Linked DNA regions of Homo sapiens: region 2 is linked to region 1. A link is a contact called in ENCODE Hi-C or POLR2A ChIA-PET data. All regions are on one chromosome and are shown on one strand. Each heading gives the region's core, a stretch centred on a gene start or an enhancer-like site at or near the end of the contact. The rest is flanking DNA. Distances are from core to core; before and after follow the strand shown.

The links. Hi-C counts contacts between places; a loop is a spot of excess contacts on that map. ChIA-PET counts read pairs that join two places held with the same protein, here RNA polymerase II (POLR2A). Pooled maps may share reads with other maps.
Region 2: a loop to region 1 is called in a map with no recorded cell type, with 6 times the contacts of the local background. The contact joins two enhancer-like sites. A Hi-C loop is called at or near these places in 9 of 37 single-sample maps with no recorded cell type and 8 of 50 pooled maps. POLR2A ChIA-PET finds 5 or more read pairs at or near these places in 1 of 52 experiments (PC-3).

The regions. Positions count from the first base shown.
Region 1 is chr9:3,238,884-3,242,429 of GRCh38, reverse strand. All of the region lies in intron 15 of RFX3 (regulatory factor X3), which reads left to right. Among named protein-coding and RNA genes, the nearest start is that of LINC01231, 59 kb to the right of the region's middle. Within about 2 kb of position 1,574, at least 2 of the 41 ENCODE cell types and tissues checked have a DNase peak (open chromatin) inside an H3K27ac peak, as active enhancers do.
Region 2 is chr9:3,396,642-3,400,187 of GRCh38, reverse strand. All of the region lies in intron 1 of RFX3 (regulatory factor X3), which reads left to right. Among named protein-coding and RNA genes, the nearest start is that of RFX3, 130 kb to the left of the region's middle. Within about 2 kb of position 1,852, at least 7 of the 41 ENCODE cell types and tissues checked have a DNase peak (open chromatin) inside an H3K27ac peak, as active enhancers do.

The DNA.
Region 1 (3,546 bases), core at 325-2,824:
GATAGTTTGCAGGAAAAAAAAAAACAATCATGGAAGAGTAGTGGCTTAGAAAATGTAAGGAATACTTGTCAAAAATTATACTGTTGATTGTTATTTAGAGTGAAGCTTATTATTTACTATATTAGTATTTTTCCAATTGAGGGCAGGCCTTGTGCCAATCCCTATTCTAGATGTCTTACATTCTTATTTGATACTGATTGAAACCTTGCAAAAGATGTCTCAGTATCCCTATTTCACCAGTGAGGAAAAGAGAAATTGAAAGTTGCCCCAAATCAAAACTAGCAAGTGGTAGAACTAACTTTAGAAAGTAGGACTGCCTCACTTCAAATAGTCAAATGGGATGGGCTTAATCTATCTTTCAGTTTTTCACCATATAAATTATTATAGTTTCAAAATAGGGATTATGTGCAACTCCCCCAAACACACAAACACATAGACACACATTTTCTCTCTGACAATCACAAGCCAGGTGCCTAGCTTAAAAGTTTTTATTACTTTGTTTCAGAGTTTTTTTTCCTCTGCCTTACAGGATGCCTCTTAATACGCTTGCCATCTTTTCCCCTTGCACTTTTTGTTAGTAGATATTTAGAATATGAAAACTAAATGGAATATTAGTCTAAGCAAATTGCATTTGGAAAACTAAATCTGCCGGAAAAGAACAAATTACACCCTACAGCTCCTGTACACCCATCCTGAGACCAGACCTAAATCAAACATTTTTTTAAAGAAGTCGTAGTTTGGTTTTAGTTGTAAATCTGCTCATCTACATTAGCACAATTTCTGACAACTTGAAAATAAATTATAGAAGTGACCCCAAAGTTCCAGAGAATTGGCTCCGTGTCCCATTTTTTCTTCCTTGTTCCTGGTTTGTCATTCTGTTCATTTCTCTTCTTGGATTTGAGAAAGGAATCTGTTGACTCAGCAGCCCAGGGCTGCGGTTCTTTCTCTCTGGGATCCCTGCTCATTAGCTTCCTATGCGTGGCTTTCTTCCCTGCTGGCTCTGGGCTATAACCTCTCCTCTCATCCTCTTCAGGGAATGGAGAAAATTTGCTTATAACTGTGATCTAAACATAATCATGCAATAGGTACCCTAAAAATACTCAAGGAAGGAAGTACAAAGGACAGACTACCAATTGATAGGACGTCTTCTTGGATTTCATGATTGATACATTAGATTTCTTTACTCTGGGCAAAAAAAAAAAAAACAAAAAACTCCTAGACCAAAAAGTGTACCTTCTCCTTAGAAAGTGCCTGTCAATACTATTTCAGAGAAATACTATGAAGTTGGACTTTTGTGGGTGCTTACGACAGCAATTTCCCTAAAGAGCTTAGAAGTGGGGAAATAAACCAAAATAGAAGTTGAAGACTTTTTAAAATATTTCAAGGACTAAAATGGTCACTGTAGACATCAGGAAAGAAATCTCAGCACACAGTCCTCTTCAGCAAAGTCCACCGCTAAGTTATTTGTTTAGTAAAGAGTTTGTCAGGTAGCACTGCAGCTATTTGGGCAGACCCAACCAGAGAAAAAGATTCCCTGGCATAGAGTAAGCATGACGGTGCCACCTACTGGCCACTTTGCCACACTCTGTCATCCTGTGCCTAGCCCAAGTGGCTCTTGGCTTTGACACTGTCTTTATGGTGGTTTTGCTCTCAACCACAGGTGAAGATAGTGGTTGCTGGCCCCCCTGATAAATAAATAACTCTTGTTTGGGATAGGCAAATTCCTAAACTCACAGGAATTGTTTTCTTTCTTTATACCATCCTTGTATAAAATATACTACCATAAAATGTCATAAAAATTAGAGATTCTCTGCAAGAATATGGGCCTTATGTGATGATAATACAAGCACTTCAAACCTGATTGATGCTTGTTGTGAAGGTTTTCTTAGTACAAAGGGAACATGTTTCTACACTGCCACTCTGATTGTCTCTCCAGTTAATGATTTCCAGAAAAGAGAAGTGGTATAATCAAAATTAAGATATAGTCCTCTGATAGAATAAATTAATGCTATGCTTTCCTATTAAATAATATAGGTGTTTTCAAGGGGAGCCAGTGTTAAATTAGGAGCAAGGTTCGTTCTATTTCCCCAATAGTTTTACTTGCATAAAGGATATGCTGCCTGGCCCAACCCTGCAATTTACAGGGCCCAGGATACCATGTGTCTAAATATTTTAAAAGTTATGAATCAGACTATAAATAAAATCTGTTCTATCCACCTACCTTGACAAATATGTCTTGATAACAACTTGGAAGGCTGAGTTTGGATTTGAAATTCTGTCTCCCCTGAGTTCCATACCAGAAAATATTGACATAGACATAGCCAGCCCGTGTCGCCAGCCTCTGGCCCTAGACTGCTTCATCACTCCCCATCTTATATTATGAACAGCTTTGTGCTCAGATTTGTGGACACCTCAGCCCAGTCTTCAAGTTTTGTCTACCTTTTGCAAACAGCTGCCCCTTTTTGGCTGTCTCTTCATGCCTCTGAATGGTAGAGTTGGAGAAGAGAACTGCCAGGGCCTGGAAGGGAACTCAGAGCCACGGGGCAGGGAATTCTAGGGTCTCAGATAAGAAGAGGTGGTATGGGAGGAGGGAGGGAAGCACAGGCTCCAAGAAGTCACATCCAGCTGGCTCTGTGGACTCCTTACACTGTAGGAAAGGGACTGGCAATGGAAAACACAAAGCAGAGTTCTCCATAGTGTGGGTCTTGGGCCAAAGGCCCCTCTTGCTTTGGCCTTAATGGTGGTGTTAAATGCTCCTGTTTTTGAGGCTACTTTTCTCTTCAAAGGCAACTAAGGCCAATATTGTAATCTGAACACTTCACCGCCTGCACACTCACTTGTAAGTGTGTCTTAGACATTTAAACACAATTAGGTACACCTGTTGCTATGTCCCCAAGGCAGGCAGAAAAGCCGGAACAGTTAGAATCATGCTGCCCTGTTTACAGATTGGCCAGTAGCACACATTGCCAGGATAGCTGTCTAGCCCACAACAGCAAGACCAACAGCCACTGCGGGCAGGATTTGCCCACGTGTGGAGCAAACTGCCAGAGATCTTGGCCTTCTTAGCAGGTTTCAATAAAAACTATTTAAAGATACATAGAAAAGTACACATACACATACAAAGAAAAGTAACCAAGGAACACAAGGTTTTACCAAATGGAATGTTGTTAATCCTTGCAAATATTATAAAACTAGAAATTAAAGTCAGCAACCTTTTCCTCGCTTGCAAAACCATGTATCAGTGCTAAATGCAGAATGCTTTGATTTATTTGGTTCTTGTTTGGGAGACATTTAAGGAAAATAATAATGCTCTGGACTCCTTATATTGAAATTTCAAGATGTTTCTTTTCACCATCAAAAACATCCAGAATAGCTGCCATTACCTACCTTTTTTGAATCAGTTTTATTATCTCTGTTTTTTTTTTTTTTCTTTGAGATGGAATTTTGCTCTTGTTGCCCAGGCTGGAGTGCAATGGTGATCTCGGCTCACTATGACACAGCCTCTGCCTCCCGGGTTCAAGCGATTCTCCTGCCTCAGCCTCCCGA
Region 2 (3,546 bases), core at 603-3,102, 160 kb before region 1:
ATGGCCTTCGGTAAGTGATGTAACATCTCTGGGCCTCAGTTAACTCATCTTTAAAATAAGGAAAATCATAGTTTTAATCTAGTGATACATCTATTGATAAAATCACTAGTTTTAATCTAGTGATACATTTCTAGCAGTAAAATGGTCTAAACTTGGGTATTACTTTTCTGTGTAAAATTAATATAAATGTCATCAATATTGTTTCAAACCCAAAAAGCAATTTTCTTTTTTTTTTTTTTGAGACGGAGTCTTGCTCTGTCATCCAGGCTGGAGTGCAGTGGAATGATCTTGGCTCACCGCAACCTCTGCCTCCCAGGTTCAAGTGACTCTCCTGCTGCAGCCTCCTGAGTAGCTGGGATTACAGGCATGCACCACCATGCCTGGCTAATTTTTGTATTTTAGTAGAGGCGGGGTTTCACCATGTTGTTCAGGCTGGTCTCAAACTCCTGACCTCGAGATCTGCCCCACTTGGCCTCCCAAAGTGCTGGGATTACAAGCGTGAGCCACTGCCCCCGGCCCCCTCAAAAAGCAATTTTCTACTTCAATCTTTATATGTAGAAATAGATTTCTGATTACCCTCAAAAGAGTCACAAACTCAAATGCCTATAGAGGCCATTCAATTGAAAAGAGTATAACCATTTAAATAATTTGCCTATAGAACACATAATATGTGCTCACCTCTTTAAAATTTTCAGATGTTTCAAGAAATTCTGGAAATTTGTTTCTTTTTTGTTTTTTGTTTTGAGACGGAGTTTTGGTCTTGTCGCCCAGGCTGGAGTGCAATGATGAGATCTCAGCTCACTGCAACCTCTGCCTCCCAAGTTCAAGGGATTCTCCTGTCTCAGCCTCCATAGTAGCTGGGATTACAGGTGCCCACCACCATGACCAGCTGATTTTTTTTTTTTTTTTTTTTTAAGCAGAGACAGGGTTTCACCGTATTGTCCAGGGTGGTCTTGAACTCCTGACCTCAGGTGATTCACCCACCTTGGCCTCCCAAAGTGTTGGGATTACAGGCATGAACCACTGTGCCCGGCCTGGAAATTTGTTTTTTAGTTCAAAGTTTTCTGATTTTTAAATGTTAGCAATTAAGAATTTTGTAATCACTCTGAGTCAAACAAAACCCGAGTGGGGAGTCAAATGTAGTCCATAGAAGGCCAATTTCCAAATCTATGCCTTTTATCTTCTGATATGCTCTCCCAGGTGGCTTATTGGGAGTTGTTAAGAATTACTTTAAAGGTAGTTTTAATTTTTTTTTTTTTTTTTTTTTTTTTTTATTATACTCTAAGTTTTAGGGTACATGTGCACATTGTGCAGGTTAGTTACATATGTATACATGGTAGTTTTAATTTTTAAAGAGAACTTTTTTCTTTACATTCTTGCATGTGTTTGATCTAAAACAGTTGATGTCAAAGTGTGGGTCATAGACCAAAAAAAGTATGTAGAGTAGTCTGTAATACAATGTATGTGCAAACAAGTTAGACTCTGGAACATTCCCATCCAGCTCTGGGGGAAATAGGAGGCAGATTTAGTGCGAGTGACATCATTGTAAGAAACTCATCTACTCTTAGTTGAACAGCTTAAAGGAGAAGCTATAACTGGCAACGCTGTCTTCCTCATCTGTACACTAAACTGACAGAGGCCACCAGCCATCTTGGAGTTGACAAGAGAGGCTGAAAAAGACCTCACAGAAGATGATATCTAATGTCTGGTTCATTCCTTATTCTTTGCAGAAAAGCATTGCCTCACTCTTACTAATAGTTCCTCTGCTATAGCACAAATGGCATATAAATGTGTAATAAATCAAAGGACCCTGGCTTTTGCTTTCTTTTTTAGGGATTTTTTTTTTTTGTTTCCTGTCTGTGGTAGAAGAAAGAGGAAGAGGCACAGACTGGGTTCTTAATTTGTGTATTCTCTCCCCAAATTTTGAGAACTATTGGTCCTCTAGTAATACTCGTTAGGCAAGAATTTTGTGTAGTAAAAAATAGTGTCATTCTCAAACATTTTTGGTCATTTCTGTGGTCTTAATGCTGGTTCAAAGATTGTGTGTGTGTGTGTGTTTGGAGATCAGTACTACATTTAAATAAACCACCATTTGTGAGATTTCACATAAAAATCTGGACTTTCAGTTTCTTTCGGAAAATGGAAGGAAGTTTCCCACATACTCACAATATGCTGGAGCTGAGCATTAGCTAACCCATCTAGGAGTATTAGCCACTGAATTGATCACTTTCCATTTATTTTGTAAACCCCTAGCCACTTCTGCTCTCTGTGCCTGAGGTTCCTCATTTGTAAATGCAGATTATAGTCATACCAACTGCATTGAGTTGTTACATGGATTCATTTTTAAATTAATAAATATATCAAGCACTTAAAAGAATTCTTAGCGTGTGTTGAACAATCAGTGCTAGTTGTTACTGCTATACCTTTTGCATGTACAAGGTTTATTGTGCTGCTTTAGGGGTTTCACTAACAAAAGAATGAGAAAATAATCCCCTAAAAAGATGCCAATGTCAAAGTGTAGAAAGAAAATTAAGCACAGAGTCAAAGTGAAAAAGCCCAGTCCCAAGTCTACTCCTGTCACCTTGAACAAGTCTCTTAATCTCTCTGGGTTTTAGGTTCCTCGTTTACAAAATAAGAAGAATAGATGCATTGTCTTCAGAGGTCCGTTTCTGAAATTGAATATGATTGAAGGTTTTGGGGGAAAATTAGAAGAAGTCATGCTGTGACAACAGATGCCAAGAGGGGTTAATTTTCTCCTTGAAAAACTGAATACTCTTTCAAAAATTTCTTAGTTAAAAATTAATGTTCACTGTATTTCATATAGATTTAAACTATGATGCAGTGCTTTTCTTATGCTACCAATTAAACACTGTTTCTCTTGCTCCATTCCTCCAGGAAAGAAAACTAGAAATCTGGTCTTTGCTCAATAGCAAGGAAATTCATATTTCTTTTATTGAATGCATAAGTAGTAAAAGGGGATGTCAAGGCCAGGAAGCCGGAGAAAGCATACCTGTTAGAGTAAACAATGGCAGGTCAGGCAAAACTGAGAAACGTGGCATGTTTAATTGTGAATGAGAGAAAGTACATGTCTTTGTTTACAAATCTCATTTACATGATAGTAGTCTCCCTCATCTTTCAACTGTATTAAATGTTATGGATTTGGGGCTATCTTTGTATAAGACTATAATCGAATTTTGATTTTAGTACCATATTATACCATACACAAAATTAGTTAACTTGATTCTTTGGCTAAGTTTAGGGCATATCAGTTGGCTTTTGGATATACGTTAATTGTTTTAGATCACCAAATAGTAAGTTTTAAAGTTGGAAAGGACCTTAGAAATGATTTACTCTATTTATGCAGCCAAAAGACACATGAAAAAATGCTCATCATCACTGGCGATCAGAGAAATGCAAATCAAAACCACAATGAGATACCATCTCACACCAGTTAGAATGGCAATCATTAAAAAGTCAGGAAACAGCAGGTGCTGGAGAGGATGTGGAGAAATAGGAACACTTTTACACTGTTGATGGGACCATAAA